Regions from separate parts of the Mus musculus genome. Here region 1 is linked to region 2. Evidence: chromatin contacts called from ENCODE Hi-C or POLR2A ChIA-PET data. All regions are on one chromosome and are shown on one strand. The core of a region is the stretch at or near the end of the contact, and the rest is flanking DNA. Distances in the headings are between cores, read along the strand shown. Region 1 holds the start of Cnot9 (CCR4-NOT transcription complex, subunit 9). Region 2 holds the start of Pnkd (paroxysmal nonkinesiogenic dyskinesia).

The links. Hi-C counts contacts between places; a loop is a spot of excess contacts on that map. ChIA-PET counts read pairs that join two places held with the same protein, here RNA polymerase II (POLR2A).
Region 1: a map of heart shows a loop between it and region 2 (3-fold over the local background). The contact joins the promoter of Cnot9 here to the promoter of Pnkd in region 2. A Hi-C loop is called at or near these places in 1 of 37 maps with a recorded cell type or tissue (heart). POLR2A ChIA-PET finds 5 or more read pairs at or near these places in 2 of 5 experiments (both embryonic stem cell).

What each region holds. Positions count from the first base shown.
Region 1 is chr1:74,503,096-74,509,691 of GRCm38, reverse strand. It overlaps Cnot9 (CCR4-NOT transcription complex, subunit 9), which reads right to left and starts at 3,632. Exons shown (of 8, transcript NM_021383.5): 1 at 3,231-3,632. The coding sequence starts at 3,254. Usp37 (ubiquitin specific peptidase 37) reads left to right here and starts at 3,871. Exons shown (of 24, transcript NM_001310662.1): 1 at 3,871-4,032.
Region 2 is chr1:74,280,615-74,287,076 of GRCm38, reverse strand. Pnkd (paroxysmal nonkinesiogenic dyskinesia) reads right to left here and starts at 2,043. Exons shown (of 10, transcript NM_001039509.1): 1 at 1,940-2,043; 2 at 1,067-1,235. The coding sequence starts at 2,006. It overlaps Aamp (angio-associated migratory protein), which reads left to right and starts at 2,339. Exons shown (of 11, transcript NM_146110.3): 1 at 2,339-2,574; 2 at 3,036-3,191; 3 at 3,864-3,983; 4 at 4,527-4,666; 5 at 4,906-5,050; 6 at 5,258-5,341; 7 at 5,435-5,550; 8 at 5,645-5,748; 9 at 5,898-5,988; 10 at 6,140-6,294. The coding sequence starts at 2,454. Gm28364 (predicted gene 28364) reads right to left here and starts at 5,916. Exons shown (of 2, transcript NR_168296.1): 1 at 5,639-5,916; 2 at 4,363-5,266.

The sequences.
Region 1 (6,596 bases), core at 2,383-4,882, 220 kb before region 2:
GACAGACAGATCACTGAGGTGTACTGGCCAGCCAACTTAGTCAAATCTGCAAGATCCAGGTCAGAGACCCCATTTCAAGTACCACTCCAGAGGAACAACTCTCAAGGTTGACCTCTGGTCGGTCTCCGGACACGTACATCCACACAGATAAGCACATCACTAGTTTTCATTATTAAGCAAAACTCAAGCATCTTCTCAAGACTTAGGTTACTGTGGGAACTGCTGTGTGTAACGCTCCATCTCAGTTCCTAGCAAACTGTATTATTTTTTTCTGCTCAGATCAAAATAACATAACAGTATGAATTGTAGACATAGGGGATGGTGAAGAAACTGGGTCAAATTTGTATCCTTCAGTCTTATCCCTTATCAATTATCCTAATGAATGTCTGGTACAAAAAAAACTGTTAGAGCTGCCATGTGGGTCAAGCAGCATAACGCATGTTTTTAAACTTATGTATGGCACTATAAATGTAGTTTGAAGAACTATATATTGAGAACTTTTTATAAGTAGCGTACCACAGGTTTTTGTTTTGCTTTTTGAGAGGGTCTATGTAGCCCTGATTGTCCTGAACTTGAAGAGATCTGCCCCCTCCTGCTCACCAAAGACACGTACCACTATGGTTAGCTTAATGTGCCACAGTTATAACAGCTACTCAAATAATGCATTAGGGAGGGAAAAAAAGGAAAATGAGAATCTGGGCAGAGGAGAGGAGACTGGTATTGAAGCATGTATGTTCAGATGCTGAGATCTACCATCTAACCTTGAACAATTCGCTTACCACCGCCACCTTTCAACTTGATGAGTCTCAAATAATATGTATAACTGGGAAAGAAGGAACAAAAGCAGCTAGGGGCTTCTTTCCCATTATTGTCTGTCAGTCGACTGCCATTTCCTTCCTCCCTTAATGGCTCATCCCAGACCTTGGTGAAGTGAGATCATCAAAAAGAGGACCAATCAGACCAATGTCAAAACTAAGGGTGACAGGAAACCCGGAGGTATTGATTGACAAAAGGTATGGAGAAGATTAAAAGACTAGATTCTCATGACTAGCATAATCATGGGAACAAAATGAAGTACATGCTGCCCAGTGGCTTCTGGAAACTTCTGGTCTACAGCATTAGAAAGCTTGAAATGTTTCTTTGTAACAAATCTACTATGCTGAGATTTCTCAGTGTTTCCTCTAAGAACTGCAAAATCACTACAGAAAAAAACAACACAGCTGGCCTTCAGTTACCAATCAGGCTGACAATGAAGGAAATGAGTATGTGGCTTACATATATACTTTATTTGTGCTTAAATAAACACACACACACACCTATGGAAACTATAGTCCCTTAAGAATTTTAACAAGTATAAACAGAGACAGGATATAAAATATTACTTGCTCTGAAAAGAAGAAATCAACTTCATGAAGTAGTATGTTCTTAGTTTTTTTTAAATGAATGTTTATTAGTTTGTGTGTATTGTGAGTTCTGGGGACTTAACTCCGGTCAATACACTTGGCAACAAGTGACTTTACCCACTAGGCCACCTCACTGGTTCCTGAGCAATGTGTTCCTGTCTAGGTCTCAGTTACACTTAGCTGAGTCGCTTGCTTTTTTTCTTCCCTTTTGAGACTGCATCTTACTGTGTATCTCAGGCTGGCCTAAATAAAACGCTCTGTAGACCAGGCTGCCCTTGAATGCAGAGATCTGCCTGCCTCTGCTTCCCTGGGTGCTGGGATTAAAAGCATTGTCATGCCAATCAGATTGTTTACTTTTGGGAGGAGTCTCTGGAGACTGAACCAAGGGTGTCACACATGCCAGATCAAATATTCTCCTATAATTAATATCTCTACCCATCTTTTTAAAAATGTTTTCTGAGATAGTCTTATTAAATTGCCAGGCTGGTCTTGAACTTGTGATCTGCCTGTCTGAGCTGATATTACAGAGGTGCTGCCACCACCCTCTGGAGGATGTTTTTCTTTTCTTTTTGGTCAGGATATCACTATGCTATCATGGTGGCCTGAACTTTCCATATAGACCAGGCTGGCCTCAAAATTCACAGAAATCCCAAGCACGGCTGTCCTAAATATTTCTTTTTATACTTGAAGTTAAGGTAGTTTTTCATATTTTATTTAGTCATTATGTTACGTTGTCTCATAATGTAATCTAAATACATTATTTTCCTGATAGCATTTCCCCTTGGTGAAACAAAGTGAAACTGGCCTTTGGAAGTGTCTTTAAACTATGCTGCTTCCAGTATGGTTGTGAGTGTAGCCATTCAGTCAGCATTATTTGAGTGCTTACCTTACTGTAGTAGGAACTGTCCCAGTGGTGGGGAAAACAAGTGAACAGGCCTCACCAAATACTTGCCCCTGACTTACAGAGTACAGACAACCCACAAGTAAAAGTAAAATAAAATATAAAAGTCTAGTAATTAAACCGTGGGATCGGTGCTCTATATGAGAAAATGTTGGGGTTACAAGCTACTATGAATATGGTCGGAAAAAGTCACTCTGAGGTAAACTTGTGTGTATGTATGGAGGCAGAGTCCTAAGAAAGACATTCCAGGTAGAGAATATGTAACAGAAAAGTTCATATACTTCTTGGTCGGAGCTTAGGGAGCAAGTGACAAAAACCAAGCCCATAAACGTGACTAAGGACCACATCATACAGGGCTTGTAGGCCAGGGAAGGAGTCTACTTTCTCTAAATTTAACCGAAAGCCATAGTACGACTCTAGGGAGGTATAATACATGATTTGCTTTTCTTGTTAAAAGATAAAACGCGAGGCGTGAGGAAGTCTTTCCTCATGCAAAAAGCAAGTGGCTTGAGCTAGAAGCCCATTTCCGAACCACTGAGATGTGCCTAGGCGAGGAAGTCTAGGATCACGGGACCAGAGCGAATGGCCGTGGCAGTATCCTCATCCCCGCCGACGCCCAGCATTCACAACCCGCGTCCAGATAAACTGACGCCAGGCGCAAAGGAATCAATGAATGGCCTGCTGGGGCAGCGCGGGGCGCGGGACCAGGCCTTGGCGCTGGCAAACAACGCGAGAGGCCGCGCGCCAGGCCAGGAGAGGGGGCGGGAGGGGATGAGAGGGAACAGCGGGGGTCCGGCTCCGCCACGGTCGGCGTGTGGAGACCCCCAGACCTTGCGACTAGGGGCAGGAGCAGCTGGACTCAGGGCCCGGATCTGGGAGCTAGAAAACAGGCTGAGACGGACATCCGAGCGGGAGCAACCACTCACCGCTGCCGTTGCCAGGCTGTGCATGTTTGGAGCGGCCGCCGCACTCCTCCTCCCGCCGGACGCACCGGACCCGCGTCCCAGCTTCAGCGGCTCTGATGCCCAAGATGAAGTGCCGCCATCCGCCTCCGCCTCGCTCCGCCCCCTTCGCGGGCCTTTGACCTCTCACCTCTGACCCTCCGCCCACCCAGCCCTTTCCCGCCTCCCGGACCTCGGCCTAGCAAATAATCTCAAAGTATGTTCTTTGAACCTTCAGATTCGGGATCAAAATGACGTCTGCAAACTACTGGCCCTCGTATCCCCACAGCATCGCAGGTAAATCCTTTGAGAGACGTGAACTCTGACTTTCTCCCGAAGGCCAGACAAGGGCGGGAAAAGGCCAGCAGGCTTGGAAGGACACGAATTGCGCATGCTCAAGCGGTTGCGCGTGAGGAAAATGGTAGGAGGGCCAAAGTTGGTAAAGTGGACGGTGCGCATGTGTATTACAGTGTCGTCACGGCGGGGGCGGGGCCGCCCGGGTTAGGGGCTGGGCATGGTGAGGGGCAGAGCGAATGCTTGAGGGGCGGGACTTGCGCGCTTACGCGCACGCGCCTGGACTGGTTGCGTCGAGAGTGCGTGCGTCCGTACGTGTTTGCGTGTAGTCATAGTTCCCGCCATCAGCGGGTTTAGGTGTGCTAGGAGAGAGACCGGCCTCGCTCTCTGGGGCTAGTAGAGCCCCTTCCTTCCGAGCCTTTCGGCTCCACCCCCTCCGCGGGAACTTTGTGCTTCCGGCAAGCTTGTCCGGAGCTGGGACCCTCTAGCGCAGGTAAGACGAGCCGGGACAGCTTCTGAATTGAGCCGTTTTCCCCGGCACCCCCACCCCACCCCTGCGGTCCGCCCACTCGGCGTCCACTTCAGAGTTCTCCCGGCTGCTGCTTAGCCCGCCCCGGGTCCTTGGATACCCAATGCCTTACAGGTGCCCCGTTCGAGTGTTGCCCCCTTTACTTCTCCTTTAACGCGTCCGTGTTGTCACTTGCTTTCTGCATTCTAAATCTGGCCTCTCTTCACCAAGGTTCAGGTGGTCTCAGCGTACCTCCCTGCAAGGCCTGCTGTCTTTACAGGTGACTTTGTTGCCACATATCCATTAAAACCTTGACTGCGATATTCACACGCCCGCTTGACCATTCTTTACTTTCCTACTCCTCTTAGACATTACTCGCTGAAAGGGAGTGTAATTTTTGTCGTGCCTTTGGTTGCTACCCATATCTAGCCAGGACACTGACGGTGTCTATTGAACCAATTTTAAATCAAAATCTGGAGAAAAATAAAAAGGTAATAAAGTTCCGTGTCGTTGGAGAGTTGTACTGTAGTGTTTTTCAGATATTCCTTTGGCGAGTTAACAGTACCTGATGAGTCTATAGTTGAAAGAACTAATCTAAGAGGGAATGTTAAGGGGGCATTTTGGTTTATTGTGTTAAGTATTAGAGGAGGCTTCTGGGCCAGACAGATAGGCTCTAGTGTGTTTGTATGATGTTTGTCATTTGTCATGTTAATATTTGGGTGAATATTCAAAAGAATAGTGTTGCATACTGGCAAAAGGAAAAGGAGGGACTGAAGACCCAAGGACAGATGTAATCAGTTGGTAAGAAATTTTGTCAGGGTAAATGATTTGGTTTTGGACTGGGGTTCTCCCCTGTTGTACTTCCATTTCTCTCTAAGCTTTAAATTCTGCTATATGTTGATAACTTGAGATTTTCTTATTTTCAGCTCCATATTCAAATAGCCAACTGTCTGCTTAACATCTCAGCTTGATTTTTTCTCCCCTTAGGAATTTCAAATATGATACCTTTAAAAACTGGAGTCAATCTGTCTCTTGTACCCAAATTCTCTCCTTTCCAGTGTCCACTACACCACAAGCGGCATGCATGTCCATTTTGATGACACATAGCCATTTGTTCAGTGACACTGGGTAGAAGCTTGAGAAGCAGTCTTGATTTCTTCATCCTATGTGTTCATATCCTTTCCAAGTTCTGTTTTACTTCTAATATATGTTTTGCATTTATTTCTGACCTTCTTCACTTTGACTTTTCTAATTCAAACCACAGTTCTTTTTCATAGGGACTTGATCTCCCTTATTCCTATTCTCACCTGTAGAATAGGAGTAAGAGTTCTTAGCTTACCTGGGTAATGGGAGGCAGGGGCAGATGGATCTCCGAGTTCAAGACCAGCTTGGACTACAGAGTGAGTTCCAGGATAGCTGGGGTTGGGGGGGTGGCGGTACACAGAAAAACCCGTCTCTAAAAACAAATAAACAAAAGTTCTCACCTTAGTGGATTATTATGAGTGCTATAAACTCCCTAAAGTATTGACACTCAGAATCTGTCAAGTAAGAATTATTATTGTAATTATGAGTTAAAAACACTACTTTCTTATCTGATCTCCCTGGGTTTTGTTTTGTTTTGTTTTTCTTGTTTTCTCTTCTTCCCAAACTCAACACTATCCATTCATTCAAATAACGTATACTTTCTTTGCTTGAAACCCTTCAGTGGCTTTCTCATTGCCAAGGTGCTCATTACTTTAAGATAAAATGTAAAATAATGTTCTGGGGATACAGTTCAGTTGCTGGATGCTTCCCTAGCATGCATGAATCCCTAGGGATTTTTTTCTTTGTTTATTTTTTTATTTATTTATTTTTTTTTTTTGAGACAGGGTTTCTCTGTGTAGCCCTGGCTGTCCTGGAACTCACTTTGTAGACCAGGCTGTCCTTGAACTCAGCAATCTCTGCTTGACTCTGCTTCCCAAGTGCTAGGATCAAAGGCGTGAGCAGTGCGCCACCACCGCCAGGCAAATCCCTAGTTTTGTGCTCCAGCACTACATAAAGCCAACAGAGACAGGAGGAGCAGACATTCAAATCCTCAGATATACCAGCCTTGGCTATAAGTCTGTCTGTCTGTCTGTCTGTCTGTCTCTCTCTCTCTTTTTGGTTTTTTGAGACAGGGTTTCTCTGTATAGTCTTGGCTGTCCTGGAACTCACTTTGTAGACCAGGCTGGCCTTGAACTCAGAAATCCACCTGTCTCTGCCCCCCCCCCCCTCTCTCTCTTTTAAGGAAAACATTTCAGAATCACAAGATTCTATATAACCTGGTTCTTTCCTACTTCTTTTTTTTGTTTTGTTTTGTTTTGTTTTTTTGTTTGTTTGTTTTTTTCGCGACAGGGTTTCTCTGTGTAGCCCTGGCTGTCCTGGAACTCACTCTGTAGACCAGGCTGGCCTTGAACTCAGAAATCCGCCTGCCTCTGCCTCCCAAGTGCTGGGATTAAAGGCATGTGCCACCACGCCCGGCTCTTTCCTACTTCTTTAGCTTCACCTTCTGACCTTTCCCTTTCTTTTAA
Region 2 (6,462 bases), core at 794-3,293:
TGTGTACCGGGTTTGGGCAGGGACTGGCACTGAGCCAGAGGAGCTAGAAGAATCAGGCCAGCTTTGTCACTTGTACAAATGCTGTGGTGAGACATCTTACGTCTACCTGTCCTTTGTGCTGAGTGCTGGAGGGACCCCACAAACCAGAGCCTCCTGCTGCTGCCTGCTTTAGACAACCGTAATAGTGCTCTATTACATCCTAGCCAACTCCAAACTCCTAGGCATAGTACTCAAAGCCCAGTGTGGTCCTACCTACCTCTTCATTTCTCCTCTGACGGCTGATATTCATGAGTCTCTTCACTTGTGTTGAATGCTTCTGTGTGATAGCCTAAGTAGCCCAGGCTTGCTCTGAGTTAGCAAAGGACCTCCCTGCATACACTGTCTCATGTCCCGTGCCAGACCTCTTTATTTTTCTTTATGGTGTTAAGCTTGTGCACAACCACTAAGGTACATCGACCAACTCTCAGTCTTAGCAGCTACAACTGAAAGAGGGCATTGGTAAGGGCCAAAGAACAGGAAGCCACAAGAGCTGGTGACAATCACAGCTGGGAGCCTCTGTTCCCTCCTTGGAGGGATGGAAATGCAAGGTTTACCTCAGAAAGCTTCAAACGTTATATGGCAAAGTATTGTCATACCTCAGACATTGGATGGAAAAAAATGTTAATTTCCCTTCCTTTTACTTTAGTGAGTGATAATCAGTAATATGTATTAAGGCCAGAATCAGATCCACAGAATTCACAGAAACACGTCTAGCTTCTACACAACGCAATCTGACACTTAATTACTGGGATTGGAATGTGACCCCTGCTCCCAAAGGGAAGGATGAATCCAGTGACTCAAATTCAAATCAGATCAGCTCAATTTGCTCCACAGAAAAGCCACTATCCCCCAATTTTACATATTTTTCCACCCTAGCCCCCCCCCCCCTTCTGAGAGTCCATCCCTTGACTCCAGCAATTTCCTTCCCTTGGATTCAGCTCTCCACCCGCATTTCAGAGAAGTTTCTAGGTCCCCACACCTTTCAATGCACTCCCCACTGGTAGGCAAAGGGAGCAGTTAAACTCACCAGGCTAGCCCCACGGCTTTCATGGGGTTCTTGCCCCTCTTTCTGGGAATGTATTCTAGCTCAGGGGAGAGGGGCTCGGGCTCCTCCTTGCATTCTGGTGAGCTGTGGCTCTGCAGTGCTCTGGTCCTGTTCTGGGAAGCCTTGTTAGCTGTGGCTCCAGAGAGGATCCCTGTGAATGAAAGTATGGCATGTCAGTATGGGAGATGAGGAAGGGGAGTGACTGCAGTCTGGAGTAACAAGTGCAGTGAAGAATCTAAAGAGAAATGGGAAAATCGCCATCGGGTGACACCTTTGGAAGGCTACTTAAACGTCACTGCGGGCTCCTCACCCTGGTGCCAAGGCAGTGAGCTTCGCTGCTGTTCTATTCAGAAGTCAGGCTGGGAAGGACTGCAGAGGAACTCACCGGAGACATACGTATGAAGGAAATCCGGGGAACTGTTTTAAAACTGCAGGACCTTAAGCTATCCTTAAGGATAACTAACTCCATCCCGTCGAAGAGGAAGCTGAAGCCCGAAGACGAGCTGCTTCGCACAAGGTCAAACCGCTAATTACTCAGTGCTAGAACTCAAGCCTCCAGATGCCCAGGGCTCTTTCCTCTGCACTGCGGTGAGTGTGAAACCCCTGGGGCGCGGGAGTCTAAAGGTTTCTTTGGTACCCTCTCTAGCAATAAGACCCTAGACACGCCGCGCAACCTAAACGCAGGAGTTGGACTGGGTGACCTCTAGAGCATCTTTTCACCCCCAGACTCTCTAAGATCTTGCAGAGAGGTGTGGGCAGCAATTGGCATGCTGACTTCCTGCTGTCGCGCTGGGTGGGATATAAAGGAAACGGAATCTTTTAAAACCCTGCCCTCCCGAGGGTCCCTCTCCTTACCCCGGAGGACGCGGGCATTTCTCGCCCCCCGGCCCTTCAGCGCCGTAGCAGCTACCACCGCCGCCATGTTCGGGTCCCACCCCCCTTCACTGCGCTCCCCGTCGGGAATTGTAGTTTGCGTAAGGGGCCTCCCCCGCGCCTTCCGTCCTGCCTACAGAGCAAAAACTACATTTCCCAGAAGTCCGCGTAGCGGGCCCCGGAGAACTACTCCTCCCAGGAGACCCTGGAGGCGCGCACGCTCGCTTGTTTCCCTTCAGCTGGGGGCGGAGTCATGTAAGGTGGAGCTTGGGCTCTCCCGCCACGCCCCGGCCTGGTCATCCTAGTTCTGCCTTATGATTGGCGGCTCTGTTAGTCCACCACTGTCGCCATTGGCCCGGATGCCGTCGCTCTTTCGGCCGGGAGTCACCTACGCCTACTTCCTCCCGGGAGGAGGGGCTCGAGTTCCGCGTCGTCGCGCAGAGCTGACTCTGGGAGGCGTTTGGGCCCAGAGAAGTGGATCGGTAGCTTTCGCCGCATGGAGTCCGAATCGGAGAGCGGAGCGGCCGCTGACACCCCGCCTCTGGAGACTCTGAGCTTTCACGGAGATGAAGAGATCATTGAGGTGGTAGAGCTGGATCCAGGCCCGCCGGACCCGGGTGAGAACTGACGCTCCTGAGGCCACGGGACAAGAGGCGCTCACCCCTGGCCTCTGACCCCTGCTTCTCCCCAGTCCCCCCTCCCCCCTTCCCTACCGGTCGTTCCTACCGACATTTCTCTCCCAGACCTCCTCCCCTACCCCCCACCTTTAGTTTCTAGGCCTGGCTGGGTGGGGGTTCCCTGACGCCTCCCCTAGCCCTTCCCCTCACACACCCCCTTCCCATCATGCCCTCTGTCCTCTCTTCCCACACGGTCGCTGGCCAACACCAGATCTTCAGACCTAGCCTCTCTCCCCCTCCCCGCCCCCCAAGTGCTCTCTTCCTGCTCGGTACGTGTGAGACAACATCTTAACCTTTGGCCACACGACCCACCCTAGCTTCACCTTTTTCATTCTTTAACCCTTACCCCATTCCTTGTATTATCTTTGGAGCTCCATCTTTTAACGCTTCTCTCAAAGCAGATGATCTGGCCCAGGAGATGGAAGACGTGGACTTTGAGGAAGAGGAAGAAGAAGAAGAGGGCAATGACGAGGGCTGGGTCTTGGAACCCCAGGAAGGGGTGGTCGGTAGCATGGAGGGCCCGGATGATAGTGAGGTCACCTTTGCATTGCACTCAGGTAGGCCTTTGAACATCTCAGATCAGTGCAGATGGGCTTTTGAGTATGGCCTGTTGGTCCTAGGCAGCTATTATAAGAGACCAAAGTGAAAGCCACCTACTTTGGCCTGCAGGATATTCAAAGGAAGGGCCATAGGGCACTGGGGTTAAGTGTGACCCCTGGGTTCAAATCCTACCTCTGCTGTTTAGCAGTCTGTCAGCTTTGTTAGCTTTCTGGATCTTGGTATTCTTTAAAATATATATATATATATATATATATATAAAATCTTGTATGAAAGTGAATGGAAGTAACCTAAGTGGAAATTAAAGGTAGTTTACATTCCAGAAGGGGCATTAATAATAATCTCGGATGCCAGCCTCATGAAACTCTCATAACTTAATTCATACCTAGCCTGGTATGGCCTGTCCTGTCAGCTGTGCACCTCAGAGAACGTGGTAAGGGGAACAGCACAGCAGGGGGCTATGCTCCAGAGGAGGTCACAGCTCTGTGGGCTCTGGAAGGGTTTCTCTAACAACCTGAGGCTCCAGACAAGAACTGGATGCAGCTGTCCCAGGAAAGAGCAGCTATGGCTTTGGGGAAAAAGGGAGTGTGCTTCCTGAAGGTTCTGAAAGACAGAGCTCTAGGTGAGAACCCGGTTCCATCCCCATTCTCATGGACTATGTCTTGGGACAGCGTCTGTGTTCTGTGTGAGCCTGGACCCCAAAACCAACACCTTGGCAGTGACAGGGGGCGAAGACGACAAGGCCTTCGTGTGGAGGCTCGGTGATGGAGAGCTGCTCTTTGAGTGTGCAGGTGAGAGGCTGGGGAGGTTGTGTTCCTTTGGATGTCCTGGCAGGGGGCCCCTGAGAATACCCAGCTGCCGTTTACCAGCCTCTGTCTTGTGCCGGATTCAGGGACCCACAATGGAAGAACTGTTTGGCAGGCATTTGGACAGGACATGCTAATAGGCCAAGAGAGGCTGGCTGAGATGAGCATGGTGCTGGGGTAGGAGTAGACAGAGGCACAGAGAAGATAGGCTCTGGTTGCTTAACAGTGGGGCCAGTAGTATCTGTTCTTGGGAAACGGGAGTGCTAGTCCCTGGAGCTGCAGCAAGTTTGGCCCCCTTCTTTGCTGAGGTCCTCCTACTTTCTTTTCTGCTCAGTTGCCTTTAAACAGTGACTAGATGCATGGGTCACTTGTCCCCAACATTTAGGTATTTTTTAATGTTCTTTTTTGCCACCTTTTTAAAGGTTATATAGTTGGGTTGGCCTTGGATGTTGGCAAGGCTGGCCTCAAACTTGGTACATCTCTTAGGCAAACTTGAGTTTAAAACCTGCCTACTTCTCTTTGCTGCAGGCCACAAAGACTCTGTGACATGCGCTGGTTTCAGTCACGATTCCACCCTAGTGGCCACAGGGGACATGAGTGGTCTTTTGAAAGTATGGCAGGTAGACACCAAGGAAGAAGTCTGGTCCTTTGAAGCAGGAGACCTGGAGGTGAGATCCTTGGAGTGAGCTTCCACTCTTTGGGACCTTAAGTGAGAGGGATAGCGGCAGACGGATCCAGATCTAGCCTGGAGAAGTTTGCCTAGAGCCATAGCAGCCCAGCTCTAGCAATGTATCTCTTCGCCTGTAAAGTTCTCGCTGACCTTAGAAGGTCACACCTTAGATGAGGCTCATGGACTTAGGTAGGCTGGGTAGTAGGCCCTGCCTGCTGATCCTCCCTCTCTGATCAGTGGATGGAGTGGCACCCTCGGGCTCCTGTCCTGTTGGCGGGCACAGCCGATGGCAACACTTGGATGTGGAAGGTCCCGAATGGTGACTGTAAGACCTTTCAGGGCCCCAACTGCCCTGCAACCTGTGGCCGCGTCCTCCCTGATGGTGAGAGCAGTTATCTCTTCCTGGGGGTACAGGTGGATCCAGTGACTTGGGGTTACTTCAGTCATTGCAGTCTCCTGCCCTATACTTGGTCTTACCTGTGACTCCAGGGGGAATTTGGGGACCCCCTACACTATCCTTTCTGCTCATTCTTTCCTTGGCGTGTCTGAGTGTCCTCTGTCCTCTGGTTATCCGTGCCTTGGTCCTTAGGGAAGAGAGCTGTGGTAGGGTATGAAGATGGTACCATCAGGATCTGGGACCTCAAGCAAGGAAACCCCATCCATGTACTAAAAGGTATCAGAGGGGGCGGGGTGTTTTCCTTGGCTTTGAGGGAGGAGCCTGAGCCAGGTACAGGACTCAAAACCTCTGTCCACCTGCTTGTTCTAGGGACTGAGGGTCATCAGGGCCCTCTGACCTGTGTAGCCACCAACCAGGATGGCAGTCTGATCCTGACTGGCTCTGTAGACTGCCAGGCCAAGCTGGTCAGTGCCACCACTGGCAAGGTAAGTAGCCTGGGCTTCTTTGTCTGGACCTTCTGCACCTCCCCTGTCTTTTCCCTCTTTGTCCAGGTCTGTGAGCCTCTTTTCTTACCTGTAGGTGGTGGGTGTGTTCAGACCTGAGACAGTCGCCTCCCAGCCCAGCCTGGGAGAGGGGGAGGAGAGTGAGTCTAACTCCGTGGAGTCCTTGGGCTTCTGCAGTGTGTGAGTGTGAGCAGAACCTTGGCCTGGAGACCCAAGAGACTGAGGGAGGAGGTGGCTTTGAGGAGGCATCTAGGAATTGAGACCAAGGAGGAGGGAAGGTATATGAATCTAGGACCTCAAGAGCCTTCTTTGTGTCACTTGCTTCCCAGCATGCCTCTGGCCGCTGTTGGCTATCTGGACGGAACCTTGGCCATCTATGACCTGTCTACGCAGACACTCCGGCACCAATGTCAGCACCAGGTGTGATGTCTGGGGCTTAATTCCTACTTAGGGGCTGTTGTGCTGGCTAAGGGGCAGCCTGTCCTCTGTGGCTCCTCAGGGTGGGTTGGGGTCCTCTCTTCTCCCTTCTGACTTCTGCCCTACTATGTTACTGTGTCACACTCCGGGACAGTCGGGCATTGTTCAGCTGCTGTGGGAGGCTGGCACTGCTGTGGTGTACACCTGTAGCCTGGATGGTGTTGTACGTCTCTGGGATGCCCGGACTGGCCGCCTGCTTACTGACTACCGGGGCCACACTGCTGAGATCCTGGACTTTGCCCTCAGCAAGTAAGCATTATGGGCTGGCAGCTCTAGAAAGTGGGTCTGGTGTGAGGTAGCACAGGTCCTTTGTGGAATGGGAGGCGATTCCTAAGGGAAACGGGACCCAGTGCCTGACTGTGTCCTGTAATAAAGGCATGCTGGGCCGTCCATCTGTGCAGTCACAGTCCTAGAACC